Regions from separate parts of the Mus musculus genome. Here region 2 is linked to region 1. Evidence: chromatin contacts called from ENCODE Hi-C or POLR2A ChIA-PET data. All regions are on one chromosome and are shown on one strand. The core of a region is the stretch at or near the end of the contact, and the rest is flanking DNA. Distances in the headings are between cores, read along the strand shown. Region 1 holds the start of Stam2 (signal transducing adaptor molecule (SH3 domain and ITAM motif) 2). Region 2 overlaps Fmnl2 (formin-like 2).

Region 1 (7,332 bases), core at 2,574-5,073:
AACCATTAATTCATCTAAACAGCATCATTTCACTAAAGTTCATCATCTTCATGTTAATCTGCAGGAAGTTTGCCCAATAGGGTGGGCTAATGCCCAGGAATCAATTATAACAGACTATAGGCAGAAAGGGACTTCCTTTGTCCCATCACATCTTATCAGAAAAATAATGAATACAGCACTGACAAATATGAAAAGGCATATCAACAGCAATCCTCTGACTAAGCTCCCAGGGCCATGCCTTTCCAGGATTCACCCACCGCAGCATAGAATACGGTGTGCAGTCTCCAGGAAGCTCAGTTGCCCACTGCAGCTCCTCCTGTGTGTGTCTGCCAAGTTACTATACCAGTCACTAATTCTATGTGGGTACTTACATTTAATAAGATGAAACTCATTTAGCTCAGTTCCTGATGTGGGAGGAATGAGACTGCAGAATGCAGAAGGAGCTCTCTGGATGGATAAGCTTTATTTAGGTCTTTGAGCTGACAGATTTCCTTGATGTTGTGAATGCAAGTGACCGACCTATTTCACCTAGCTAGAAGACAACGGCAATATGCTTCTACCTCTTTCAAGATTTAGCACACTGCCTTTGGTGTTTCTTCACCAACAAGTAGACTCAACTTTGTCATGGTGTGTCTGGAAAACACTGTCCCTATTGTGGAATAATAAGGGTAACTCAAAAAGCATGTGCCGGGAGAGTGAGAACATACCTGAAGATGGATCTTGGTGCATACATGAGTACGTGGCCTAAGGTAAAGGTATCGAACTTGCTGATTGTAAACCCAAGTAACAGAGAAAAACACTGAAACAGGATTTATCTGAAATTGATTGTATTTCCTGTCACCATGGAGATAAGTACGAAAGATACTGCATTAAGAAAAATGAACAAGGGGGCTGGAGAGATGGCTCAGCGGTTAACAGCACTGACTGCTATTCTAGAGTTCAATTCCCAGCAACCACATGGTGGTTCACTACCATCTGTAATGGGATCTGATGCCCTCTTCTGGTGTGTCAGAAGACAGTGACAGTGTACTCACATACATTAAATAAATAAATAAATCTTAAAAAAATAAAAATGAACAAGTCAAATTACTTTGCACATCTGAATTTGCAGGTTATTTCAGACATATCTTTTAAGTGCTCAATTCCTTCTATACGTGAAGTAACAAAACTCAACTATCCTCTTGTGGCTAACACAGGGTTTGCTCCTGATCACTACCGAAACTGTTCTTAATTAAGTGAACTCACTGACTGACTAGGTATGTATGCTAGCAGGTAAATAAAGATACTTGAGCATGCTCACCATAAAACAGCAGGAGCAAGGATCCTCTAAAATGATATTTTCAAAGGCTATCCCTCAATTCTTTGCTTTTAATACAAGTACTTTTAAGTTATCTCATGTGGTCTTTGCTAGCAACCTAACTGTTTGGGACTCCTTATTCACATGTGGATTGATATCAGATTATATTCCAAAATATCCCTAAATGGGTGCCATGTGTCTTATATGCTAGAATTAAAAAATTAACAGGTTTGGGCTGGTGGGATGGCTCAGTGGGTAAGAGCACTGGCTGCTCTTCCAGAGGTCATGAGTTCAGTTCCCAGCAACCACATGGTGGCTCACAACCATCTATAGGGGGATCTGATGCCCTCTTCTGGCAGGAGGATGTATATGCAGCAGAGCAACAATACATTAAATAAAGTTAAAAAAAAAAAAGTAGAGGGAAAAAAATTAACAGGTTCTGCCAAATTTCTAGGTAACTTATTTCCATTCTAACACTGGGGATTAATCCTAGAAAGTGTCCAGACATATTCTGAACACTCTAGATTAAGATGCTTAAAAAAAAAAAAAACTAGTCCATTAACCTGCAAATGTTTCCATCTCACTTGTAAACCTAACTTTATAGTAGATAATGTATTCAATTCAGATGATTTCACACAGGAAGAATCTATTATCATCTCCTTACACTAGAGGTTGGAAAATAACGTCTGCTTCTTTAATATGTCGATATGTAGGGTACAGAAGATCCTATCTCAAAACTGAAAGAAGAGTCCATAAATAAATAAACACTGAAATGATTCTCAAAATTAAAAAAAAATTGTTGAAAAACTTCAAGTCCTAGAAGGAAGGGCTCGTGCTTCAATAAATGGCTGAAACTGACTAGAGCTGCCAGCTTTAGTTTAAAAATACTTAATTACTTGAGACCGGGTCTCACTATACAGCCCTGTCTGACCTGTAATCTATATAGGTGGATAACTATATAGATCCACCCGCCTGTACCACCATGCCTGGTTATAAAGATCTTTTAAATTATGTGTGTTTATGATATGTGTGAGTTGGAGGGTCCGTGCTCGGGATACTGCCGAAGGGTGTGTGTGTGGCGGGGAGAAGACACCTTTCTGGAGTTGGTTCCTTCTGCCTTGGCTTCTGGGTGCTGAACATCACTCTTCAGGCTTGGGCTAGAAGGGCTTTTACAGCCAAGTGATTTCGTCGGCTCAAGGTGCCAGCTTTAGATGTGTGCTTTTCCATTCAAAAGCCATGGCCACATTCTAAAAGTACTTACCGTGCACTTTCTTACCAGATACTGTTTTTTAGATCCTGCGTTCACACTGTGAACAAAACTCATGGAATTTATAGTCTAATGAATAAGGATACTACAATTATCTGTACTATAGAGAGTGATAAATGATATGAACAGATACGAAGCAGGGTGAAGACGTACAGGGCAACGTATTGCAGGAAGAGTGTTTGCACACTTATACTTATTTAAATGCCTGGCTGGATCTGGTGGGAACCCGGATTTATGACTCTTATACATAACTAAGTCATTATAAATGTTTTTGCACTATAATGCTTGAGTGCACTTCACTCATCTTTGAACATGACTCAGCGATCCGCCTACCTCTGCCTACCACGTGCTGGGATTAATGGCGTGGGCCACAACGCCAGGCATTAGATTTTTAATTTTACGTGTCTGCATGTGGGTATAGGACGGTGAGTGTAGATGCCTACGGAAGCCAGAAGAGGGTGTCGGGTTCCCAGGAACTAGGCATTACAGACTGCTGTAACCCCTGCCTCCGCGAAGGTACGAAAACCTCAGCAGCAAGCGCTCTTAATTGCTGAGCCACCTCTCCAGTCCCTTCACTCGTCTTTATATTCCATGGTCCAAGCTCTGTTTTCATGCAGGAGAAATGAGAAGCAAAGAGTCTCTCCACAGCCGCTTTCCAGGGTGACTATTTCGGCTTGGTTAACCGCGGGATCCCATGAGCATCTACAACCCAGGCGGCAATTCTCAGCGCCTCTCATAAGGCGACAGCTGTTTCCATAGCAACCAGACGCGATGCGGGCGCGGGGTCCGAGTAGCAAGACCTGACCTGGTACCCAGGAAGTACTCGGGTTCGAGAAGAGCTGCTGTCACAACCTGGGGCGAAGGAAACGACATTCCCGAGCCACGCACCCCGCCTCGCCACTCAGGATCTGCAAGCTCGGCGGCCTCTGGCATCTCCAGCTACCACAACTTCCGGCCCTGAAGCCCCTCCCCTGGGCCCCGTGGCTCTCTCGGGTCCTCACTGCGGAAAGGTGACTGTGGCGGCTGCCGTGTCTGATCAGGCGTCGGATCGGGGGCTGCCACGTCTTTGGGACAGCAGAGAGGCCACTACAGGGTGTTAGAGCTCAGCCAAGCGTCGTGCGGCCCCACCGGTGGGGCTGGAGCCGCGGCGGCCGGGCGCCGGACAGGCAGGCGCGCGCAGGGCAGGCACGGCGGCGGAAGTGAAGGCACCGCTGGGCCAAGCCGTCTAGGAAGCCGCGGCGGGTCGCCCAGCTGGGGCAGTCGGAGTCCCGCCAGAGCGTCGGGATTCAGCTCGGGTTGCCGGCGTGATGCCTCTGTTCACTGCCAACCCGTTCGAGCAAGATGTGGGTGAGTGCGGTGCCCGGCGCGCTGTGTGCAAGGCGAAAGTGGGCGGCGGCCTGGGTGCCTGGAAACCCCGGCGGAGAGCGAAGGGGCGGCGCCGCTCTCGACGGCGGGGGGCAGCCTCGGTGCGTCTCTGGCTCGCCCGACTCCTGCCTGTCCGAGATTGGGATACCGAGAAGGGTTGTTCCAGTCACCCAGAGCAGGAGTGGGGGAAAAGCCTTGTTCGTACGAGGCTTAAGTTGCTGATACAAACTTCCTGCTTTCTCCCGAGCTCGTTAACACCCGTCCCTTTGGGAAAAAAAAAGTGCAGTACTGGACACCCTTTTTGCTGCCGAGGGCAGTCTTGAACTAGAGACCTAAGACTTACCAGGTTTAATTCGCATCGCTCCCGTAAGCACACATCTAAGCCCTGGTGGTTGCAGTTTTCGTATTTATTGACTGTTTTGAAGGTGCTGCGAGAGCCAGGCGCGGAGGATGAGAAGGAAAACTCCCAGAATCTTTAAATAGCCCAGAACAACCGATATTTGTTGGAGTCAAAACTTTACTCTGGTAGCGCATGACTTTCAAAATGAGAAAAAAGATGGATGGGTACAACTTAAGCATAATATTAACAGTAAAAGCACAGGCTAGCATTATTTTTGTAGCAGTAGTTAACACGCTCCTAGCGAGCTTTTCGGATTTAGAAATTTCCAGTCAAACAAAAATGCTACACATTTTACTACCAGTTTGTTCAGTTAAAATTTTTGTTCATTTAAGAAAAGACTAGAAAGTGCTTCATCTTGTTATAATTCTCAAAATCACGTTCAAATCATGTGAGTGACTAATTATATAGGAAGCATGTGAGGCTTAGTCACTGTTTAAGGAATAATTAATTGTTCTTTTGTAACAATACCTATGTGACACATTACACTTTTTAATTGTTATTGAATTAATTGAGTTTTGAGACAGAGTGGAGTCTTTATATAGTCTAGGCTGGCTTCAGTTTCTTAAAACCTCAGTCTTAATATTGAGAACTGCGGGATGCCAAGTCTGGGTGGGCCTCCACCCTCTTTGAGACCCGTGCTTCTTAGTGTGACTCTAAACGCTTTGATTTTGCTCTAATGAAATATGTGTGGAAAAAGCCAAGTAGAAGAGGTTATTTTATTTTTTTTTTCTTTATTAGTTTGTTATTTGTGTGCGTGGGTGTTTTGCCTACATGTTATATTTGTCACTTGTGTGCTGTGCCCGAGGAGGCCAGAAGACAGTGTCAGATCACCTGTCACTGGAGTTACAGACAGCTGTGAGCCACCGTGTGGGTGCTGGGAAGAGCAGGGAATGTTCTTAACTGAGCCATCTCTCCAGCCCATGACAGATTATTTAAAATACAAAACCTATGAACTTTTTAATTTTTTAATTTAATTAATTAATTAATTAATTAATTTATTTATTTATTTGGTTTTTTGAGACAGGGTTTCTCTGCCCTGGCTGTTCTGGAATCCACACTGTAGACCAGACTGGCCTCGAACTCAGGAGTAGATCAGGCTGGTCTTGAATTCAGAGATCTGCCTGCCTTTGCCTCTCAAGTGTTGGGGTTAAAGGTGTGTGCTACCATGCCCAGCTTAAAACCTATAAACTCTTTCTTCAGGGAAAAAATTTCCTAGGAGCCTGCTGTTTTCAAATTGAAAACTTTTTTGGTAGCAATATTATGAGTTGCTCTGCCCAGTTTATTTTTCTATACTGTCTCCTCAGTACGTTCTGAAATCTTTGCATCAGAGCTTAGTGTAGTTCTCTTAGGTGCTGATCTTCAGGCACAAATAAACAAACAAACAAAAAAACCTATGTCGGTTATTTCATGGGCTGTGAAATTGGTTGAGGCCACTTGGACGAATGCAACTAAAAAAAAAAAAAAGGAACGAAATTCTAAGGAGCTCAGATTGCTCTGAAACAAGTATCAGGAAATTATATGTTGTGTTTTTTAGACCTTAAGGACTCTTAGTGTGAAAAAGTTAATAATGCAAACAAGCCATTAACTGATTGAGCATTTTACAGCAATATTCCATGCCCACTTTTTTGGGTAGCATTATCTTTATTTCTGTGGTTTATGTGTGTTAGCAGTGTTCACTCTTCATCCAACAGAAATGCATGGGTGATCACTGTAGATCAGGCATTGTAGTGTGTGCTACAGAGACAAAAATTAATACGTATACTGAGTGCTTGCTCACAAGACACTCAAGTCCAAGAAAGGACACGTGCTCCAGTAGATGGTTGACCTAAAATGTGATTAATGCAGCTTGGTAGATATGGGGGATATGGAAGATGGTATCTGTCCTACCCCTTTGCCTAAAGTTATCGATCATCTATGATGGCAAGACAAACAATAGTGTTAGGTAGCCAGTTCCCAAGGTAAAGGTCGCCATTGTTCTTTCCTTCCCTGGCAGCATTGCTTCAGTAGGAAGCAGCCAGGTCTTACATTATGTTCAATAGAGCACACACAGGAGGTTCCCAAGGAGAGAAAGTAAACATGGAGGACTTGGTGGGAAGATGGAGTGGCTGGTATTAAAAGGAGATGATTTTGGCGTGGCACGTAGACCCCCTTCTCTTTTGCAGCAATCCCCAGAGAGGCAGCTGTGAAAATGTTCAGTCCCTTTGTGGCTTCCGACTGATCGCAACAGGCATGTGAAGGGCACTTCACTGCGCCTTCTCACACTCGGAGGAAGCTCGTGTTTCCCTGAGACAGAAGGATAATGCTCGCTCTACGCACCACCCTATGCACAAGGGATGATGAAGTTCAGGTTATATGAGGACAGTACAAAGGTTGGCAGGTTGCAGAGTGGTCCAGGTGTGCAGGAAGAAGCATGAATCTCCTCCATGGAATGGGAGAAAAGGCTGTGGCACAAGCGTCCATGTGAGCATCCACCCAGCAAGGTGATTATCACCAAGGTCAAGCTGGAAAAAGTCTGCAGAAACATAATATTAAAAATGAAAATCCTGCAACAGAAAGCCAAGTCTGGCCAAGTAGGAAAGGGAAAGGGTGAATACAGGGGAGAAAATACTGAAAAGATGCAGGGGTAGAGGAACTTCATACATCTTACTTTAAAGACAGCTTGAGTAAGCAAGGGTGGGTGTGTGCTATTTGCTTAGGTTTAGTACCAGGCTTGTTACCTTTGGTCCACAGTCATTGCTTGGCTGTTTTATGCCCTAACCCACACTGCTTGTTGCTGTACTTTTTTCTCTTTGCTCAAGCCAGGCACTTTTTTTTTTGTCTAGTAGTCTGCGCTCTGGGCTATTTATCATTCATTGCTGAATGTTTGTGTTATTTTAAAAGTTGACGTTCTATTGCGTGTTTGGATGTACATGTGCCACAGGGAACATGTGGCGGAGGGCATCCTTGTTGAGGCAGAGTCTCCTTTCTACCTTGCTGTGCTCTCCTAGCCGGCCGGTGAGCTGC
Region 2 (7,332 bases), core at 2,851-5,350, 200 kb before region 1:
TCTTTTATATATATATAAAATCTGTGATGAGGTAAGGGAGCGGGGAAAGGTTGAAATGCTGAGTGACGCATCTTCAGTGAGAGACATGAGGGCAAAAACTAGATCTTCTGGTAAATGAGGTGATGTCCGTACATCCACACCCTGCATGCCTATTCCTGCGTGAGAGAAAGCCCTACAGTCCCCTCCTCACCACGCAGCACTCTGGTGTATTTCCAGAAGACAGAAACAGGGTTCCTCCAGCTCCTATAAAGTCTCACGCAGCAAAATGCCAGGCCACCACAGCAACTTGGTATTCATGACTAAGTTTAAGATACTTTTCTTTCTCAGTCCTAATGACCCAACTCACTACTGTGCTAGTTTGAATTCATGTGTTTAATGTCTGACCCACAGGGAGGGGGTGGCACTATTAGGAGGTGTGGCCTTGTTGGAGGATGTGTGTCACTGTGAGGACAGGGTTTAAGGTCTCCTATACTCAAGCTCTAACCAGGGTGGAATCAAATCTTCTCCTGGCTGCCTGCAGAAGACAGCCTCTCTTCTGCTGCTTGCTGATCGAGATGTTGAACTCTCAGCTCCTCCAGGACCATGTCTACCTGCGGGTTGCCATGCTTCCCTCCATGATGATAATGACTAAACCTCTGAAACGATAAAGCCAGCCCCAGTTAAATGTTTTTCATTATAAGAGTTGCCATGGTCATGGTGCCCCTTCACGGCAATGGAACCCTAACTAAGACACCGTCTCTCTCATTCCTACCTTAATCGCAATAAAAATCTTAAGAGTCTCCACGTTTCAGCCTGATGCTCTAGGAGGCCCTTCATTTCCTTTTCTCTTTTACTGACGCAGAATGCACCATCATTTAATGGGAATTTTTAGCCAATTTTATTTGGCCTCACTCGGTTCTACCAAAATACAGTATGAATCCCACTGAGTATATGGGAAATCTCAACACTCAGGTTTTATGTCATGCATGGTGACAGGTCCTAAGCACAAATGACAGAACAGAAAGCGACGCCAAACTGTAGTTGGAGGAATGCGTCCATATCTTTATTAAAGGTGTATGCAGAGCTTAAATCCCCAAAGCTTGTTCTGACGTCTATCCCACTTGTCTTTAAACAGGGGTATAAGAAAAGCATGAGGGTATATACTTATATACAGACATCTGGGTAAAGAACTCTAACCACATGACCCCAGTGCGCCACAGAGGCATGACACAGTATATACTATAAGGACACCTTCTAGGATGTAGCTCTCATCTGTCTACTTAAGATGTTGACAAATGTTCCAACGTGCCCCGTCTTTAAGCACACCCTCCAGATGCTGAATGCAGAAACCTGTTGGGCGGTACTAAGCATGTGTTTGTGGGTGTGAAAAACAAGACTTCAGGTGCCCAGAGGGGCGGACCTGGGGATTAGAATCAAATTAACGCTAAGCCTGCAGCTGGGCTGACCAAAGAATTCCCACCCAAGTCCAGGCCCAGGATTCTGAATAAGCAGCTTATTCCTACCCAAAACAGCATAAATAATTAAAGGGGCTCAGCCTGTCTGCCTTGATAGCCAATAACAAAACTCATCCCTCAAAGCCAACTCCAAGCCATCTGGGGCAGGTAGGAGGTGGCGCAGTTAATAAGCACTCCATTGTTCTGCCTGGGGTTTTCAGACGGCGGAAAGATGCTGAAGATGCAGCAAGCCCCAGTCAGCACAGTACTAGCTAAACGTTTCAGAATAAAGTAAAATCGAGGGCCAGCAAGGATCCGGATTATGCCAAAGCGGAGGAAGTACTAGAATTTCTATTACCAGATGAAATCCATGGGATCAAATGTCTAATTCTCATAATATACCTAGCTTGGTTCGAAAGGATTAAAATCTCAAATTCTGATTTGGCTGCAACCAGAAACATGAGTCCCCAAACATGCACTCTTCAAAGGGCCACCAGATCCTACACACTCCTAGGGCCTCTGTCCACCCACACCCACTGGCATTTGCACATCAGAGGCTCGCCTGATCTCCTGTGGAAATTCACTGGCCTTTTCCTGCTTTCTGGCTACAGATTTCAGACTGTAGGAAGCTTGGGTATCTCTTTGTTGTTCTAGGTCAGGGTGGTTTTTGGAAAATGGCTTCTGTGCTAATTAGCTATCTTCCAACAGCTTGAAGGGGCTCTAAAAAGCCCAATGGTGTAATTTCAATCACATTCCCTACAACCGGGCTTGTCCTTCATCCGCCAGTGCCCCCTCATAAATGTCCTTCTGTTTCTAATCAAAATGAGCTTTCTCCTTTCGTGACAGTAATAGGACCCATTTCCTCTATCATGTCAGGATGAGCACACTGCTGATCTTGCCCTGGAGATTTTTCAAAGCTAACGGAAAGTAGGGTGGGCCTAAAATTTTCTCCAGACTACATCAGGCTAATTCCCTCATATCGATGTCTACACTGATTCTTCATAAGAAGGGAGACAGGCTAGGGGAAGGACTAGAAGCCAACAATAGTGAGAGGGTGAGATGCTGACTTACACCTTTCACCCTGAGCACTGCTAGTGGGCAACCCAGGTTGTCTTCAAGGACCCTCAGGCTGTTACTGTCTCCACTGCTTTTCTTCTTTTCTCCTCCTCCTCCTCCTCCTCCTCCTCCTTCTCCTCTCTCTCTCTCTCTCTCTCTCTCTCTCTCTCTCTCTCTCTCTCTCTCTCTCTCTCTCACACACACACACACACACAGCCATGCTCAGACCAGAAGCACTCATCTCCATGGTTTGTCTCTGACTTCACTTCCTTCAGCATGCGGCCATAAGAGCTTAAGTCACAGGATGGAATGAGACTTCTCTTTCTCAAACTTAGCCTGGTGCTAAGAAGAGAAGGCACTGTGGGTTTATTTTCTACCCTCCAGAAGAGGAGTTACATCTATTTCTCCAACCACCTTTAGGTATTCACCCTGTGCGTTTGAGTATGTATGTATGCATGCATGTATGTATATATGTGTGTATATGTATATATATGTGTGTGTGTGTGTATGTGTGTGTGTGTGTATATGTATATATGACATCTTCTATAAAGTGACTTGCCACAAACAAGGATAAATCATTTCCTTAAGACAAGTGGTATCCTCTGTATTGTGATCCAGACACATCCAAGCAGCTCAGAAAGCCATGAATTAGACAGCAGATGATAAAGATACACTATTCCTGCAGGGTTTTTGGTTTTGTTTTTTCTGATTCCCTGTCTGATGGCATACTCCCTTTGTCCCAGTGTCCTGTCCTTGGATACAAACATTTAAAAATGAGCTCTCAGGATAGAGGACTACATGACTGGCCATTTGTTGAGCACCTATTAATAACGTCCAAGAACAGGAAATAATAGTAATTTTTAAATTACCAGGCTGTGATAGACTGTATAAGATCTCTTCCTCAGGCCTCATGCTATGCTAGCAGGTCTGATTAGATAAGATCTGCCCTTGCACAGTACAGCAGAGGCATAACTCAAAGCTGCCTGACTGTGAAGCCCATGCCCTTGTCTGCTAGGCAGCCTGAAAACTCCTTTAAAGGCCAGATCGAAGCGAAGAGATCCTGTCAGTTTCTCCTGTATCATACGCTGTTAGAACTCAACTCTAACACTATTGTGGAACACAGCCAGTGTCACGACACTCATCTTCTTTTTGTTTTTTGTTTTTTGTTTTTTGTTTTTGTTTTTGTTTTTGTTTTTGTTTTTGTTTTTGTTTTTTGAGACAGGGTTTCTCTGTATAGCCCTAGCTGTCCTGGAACTCACTTCGTAGACCAGGTTGGCCTCGAACTCAGAAATCTGCCTGCCTCTGCCTCCCGAGCGCTGAAATTAAAGGCGTGCACCACCACGCCCGGCTCACAACACTCATCTTTAAAATTTGTTACAGTCCCAAAGAAAGCTACACTCTAAACTGGAAGCCCTCTTCGATATTTAATCTGCAGAAGGGACGACCACAAAGTTAAATTTACCCATAACATATGACAAAAGGTCCACCAGCAATGGCTGGGAAGTTTATCTTCAGAAGAAACTTGCCTTCCTCTGGGCTAAAGGTCATGCAAGGTACAAATTTAGAGCTTTTGACACAGCCATCTGCTGAAGCATCTGGAGACAAAGGGAGGAGACAGGAAAGGAACAAGAGGCAGCCAAATCCCTCAGATTGATCTCTCTCTCTCTCTCTCTCTCTCTCTCTCTCTCTTGTGTGTGTGTGTGTGTGTGTGTGTGTGTGTGTGTGTGTTCTGGTGTATCTTTAAAACAATACTGAAGGATAGGATGGGTGTATCTGATCAAGAAAGCTGCCGTAATTCTCACAATGCTTCCACTCCACTTTAAAATATTGCAAAATCAGAATGATTACATCATGATGTCAGGCTTTAACATGCTCAGTGGATGCAGGCAGTGTGAGAGCAAACTGGGAATGAAAACTGAGTCATCTGAGATTTCAGAAAGTCCCAGTTCACGAAGAGCGAGCACTTTCAATATGTGGGCTCCCTTTTCCTCTTACACGGACGTTAGCCAAATGCCAGCAACAGGGAGAAAGCACAGTCCATAAAGTGTTACATGCATATCAATACACAGAAAGCAGAGAAGGAGACTCATTCTCAAATTACTCAGGACACTCATATTTAATCCTTAGTTTCATGCAATAATAAATAATACAAAATTAGAACCCTTGAATAAAAAAAAAAGGAAAGGAAAGGAAATGTTGTATTTAATGTTGAAGTCACTGAGGTTCAAAATTAAGGAATTAAAAAGCATGCAGTTCCTCTGCCATAGCAGCTAGGATAGAGCACATGTATCTCATACGATGGTCCAAAGAATAGTCATCACTCTCCACCGGCCAAAGCTAAGCCTATTGGGTCACCTGTGTGCATGCAGCAGGATGGTAGACAAAACACATTTTCCATTTTGGGTTAGGTCGGTAAGGGATCCTAGAGTAACTCTACAGTGCTTACCGATCTTCCCAGACAAACCCTACAACAGCCCACAAGCCCTATAAAGTAAGGGTTATTTTCTCCACTTCTTGAGGAAACCAGAAAAACACTAACATTCAAGGAGAATGATTTAAGACAGCAGTTCCGAAAGGCAACTGCTTTTTCCTTCATGTAACAAAGAAAATAAAAATAGACTTTCGAATGACTGTTATTTCCCCTAGTCTTACAAACAGCACGCTGAGCATTTCTGTAGTTATTAGAGAGGCAAGCTCAGGCTCTTTACCCAAGGAGCCATCTCCTTTCCCAGAATACAGCTTTGAAATCACCGGGACAAGAAACATACGACACAAGAAACCAAATGTTTCTAAAAGGAGAAGAAAACTATTGCTGAACCTTAAGAAGCAGTTAGACAAGCCGGGCAGTGGTGGCGCACGCCTTTAATCCCAGCACTTGGGAGGCAGAGGCAGGCAGATTTCTGAGTTCGAGGCCAGCCTGGTCTACAAAGTGAGTTCCAGGACAGCCAGGGCTATACAGAGAAACCCTGTCTTGAAAAATAAAAACAACAACAAAGAAGCAGTTAGACATAGCTCTGTGATCCTCTAAACTTCAAATTAAACCCACACTATGTTAGGACAGCTGGGCCCTTTATTTCCATAGTAAGTTTATATATAACTTATTATACAATGTGACCTACTTACTTGGTCTGTTCTTCACTGCCACAACTAGTTCACCATTGCCTTCCACAACACAACATATAGAATCCTACACACAGCCATCACTTAAAACATTTTTGGAGTGACTTTGATCCACTAGTGTTCTAGCTTGCCTTCTGTGATGTGATAAACACCATGGCCAAAAGCAACTTGGGAAGGAGAAGGGCTTTTCCGCTTACAGGTTACAGTACATTATTGAGAGAAGGTAGGACAGGAGCTTGAGAAACCAATGGAATCTTGTTCCCAGGTTCACATCCAGGGACATTTCTTACACAGCCCAGACCCACTTGCCTAGAGATGGTGCGACCCAGAGTGGGCTGTTCCCCCCACCCCCGCAGCAATTAGCAATCAAGAAAATGGCCCCACAAGCCAATCTGATGGCAGCAATCCCTCAGGTGAAGTTCTCTCTGCCTAGGAGTAGCAAGCTGATAGCCAATGTTAGTCACTACAATGGCAAACCGCTCCCTAAATTTAACCAAAGCTGGCTCTAAAGAGAAGCATGAATATTCTCATTGACTGTTATCACTATTGCTTCTTAAAAGGGAAATTTAATAACATCCAGGATCCTTTTAAGAAAAGGACAGAAAAAGAAACGGTTTCCCTTATATATTCATAAGTTAAAAGGGTAAGGCGCATGAAGCAACACATTGGGTGTGATCTCATTTTGTCTTCTTTCAAAAGTGGTGTCTGCCCTGGAAATGGGACCAGAATCTATGAGAAGTAAGTGGATGAGATTGCACAAACTGTAACCCAAGCATCGGCCACATAGCCGACAGGAACCCTGCACAGAAAATTCTGGAAATTTCCAAACAAAAAGCTAAACTTCAAGAGATACTTTAATAACACTGGGGAAAGAAACTAGTTTGAAGAGGAAGTAGTCTCAGTACCTTTTGAAGCCCTTTCACATCACATGTTATTTTGAAAGTTTGGAAACTTCGTCTCCAATATAAGATATTTTGTTGCTGCTTTTTTTTTTTTTTTTAAGAAAACAATTATAGAAAGAGAAACTTTCAAGAAGTAACTTTTCGGCCAGGCAGTAGTGGCGCAAGCCTTTAATCCCAGCACTTGGGAGGCAGAGGCAGGTGGATTTCCAGAAACCCTGTCTCAAAAAAACAAAAACAAACAAGCAAAAAAACCCAAAAAACAAACAAAAAAAACCAACAACAACAAAAATAAAAACCAAGAATATAACTTTTCTCTGCTCTTCCTGCCATCTGACTCCCTAGTTCTCCACAGTACCTTTTAGGAGAGAGAGGCTAGAGTGCCAGTTCTCTTTGTGCTTGTTTTAGGGACTGCTGTCAATCATTTCTAGTTCCCAACCACCTGGCCAAAGCAGGAGAAATAAAGCAGGTGGATACAATCCTTGCCTAGCACAGGTAAGCGGAGGGCTGTAATTCAAAACTCCAGGCTTGCTATCACTAAGGACCTGGTAGGGCAGAGACTGGAAGGCAAAGCAGGAGGCATGCCTGTGTGCCTGATGGTTTATTTCCTCAGATGTATCAGTTGTGCTTAAAAGGACTGCTATTACAAATTCCTTCTAGGTTTCGTTCCTTTTTTAAAGATCATATATAAAGAAGGCACTGGATCCCACTACAGATGGTTGTGAGCCACCATGTGGTTTCTGGGAATTGAAGTCAGGACGTCTGGAAGAGCAGTCAGTGCTCTCAGCCGCTGAGCCATATCTCCAGCCCTCCTTCTAGGCTTC

The links. A loop is a pair of places that touch in the nucleus more often than their neighbours do. ChIA-PET counts read pairs that join two places held with the same protein, here RNA polymerase II (POLR2A).
Region 2: a map of mouse embryonic stem cell shows a loop between it and region 1 (2.5-fold over the local background). The contact joins the enhancer-like site here to the promoter of Stam2 in region 1. A Hi-C loop is called at or near these places in 1 of 37 maps with a recorded cell type or tissue (mouse embryonic stem cell). POLR2A ChIA-PET finds 5 or more read pairs at or near these places in 1 of 5 experiments (embryonic stem cell).

What each region holds. Positions count from the first base shown.
Region 1 is chr2:52,738,640-52,745,971 of GRCm38, reverse strand. Stam2 (signal transducing adaptor molecule (SH3 domain and ITAM motif) 2) reads left to right here and starts at 3,823. Exons shown (of 14, transcript NM_019667.2): 1 at 3,823-3,911. The coding sequence starts at 3,872.
Region 2 is chr2:52,940,915-52,948,246 of GRCm38, reverse strand. The region is part of intron 1 of Fmnl2 (formin-like 2); the gene reads right to left. Among named protein-coding and RNA genes, the nearest start is that of Gm52511, 64 kb to the left of the region's middle. Within about 2 kb of position 4,100, at least 1 of the 3 ENCODE cell types and tissues checked has a DNase peak (open chromatin) inside an H3K27ac peak, as active enhancers do.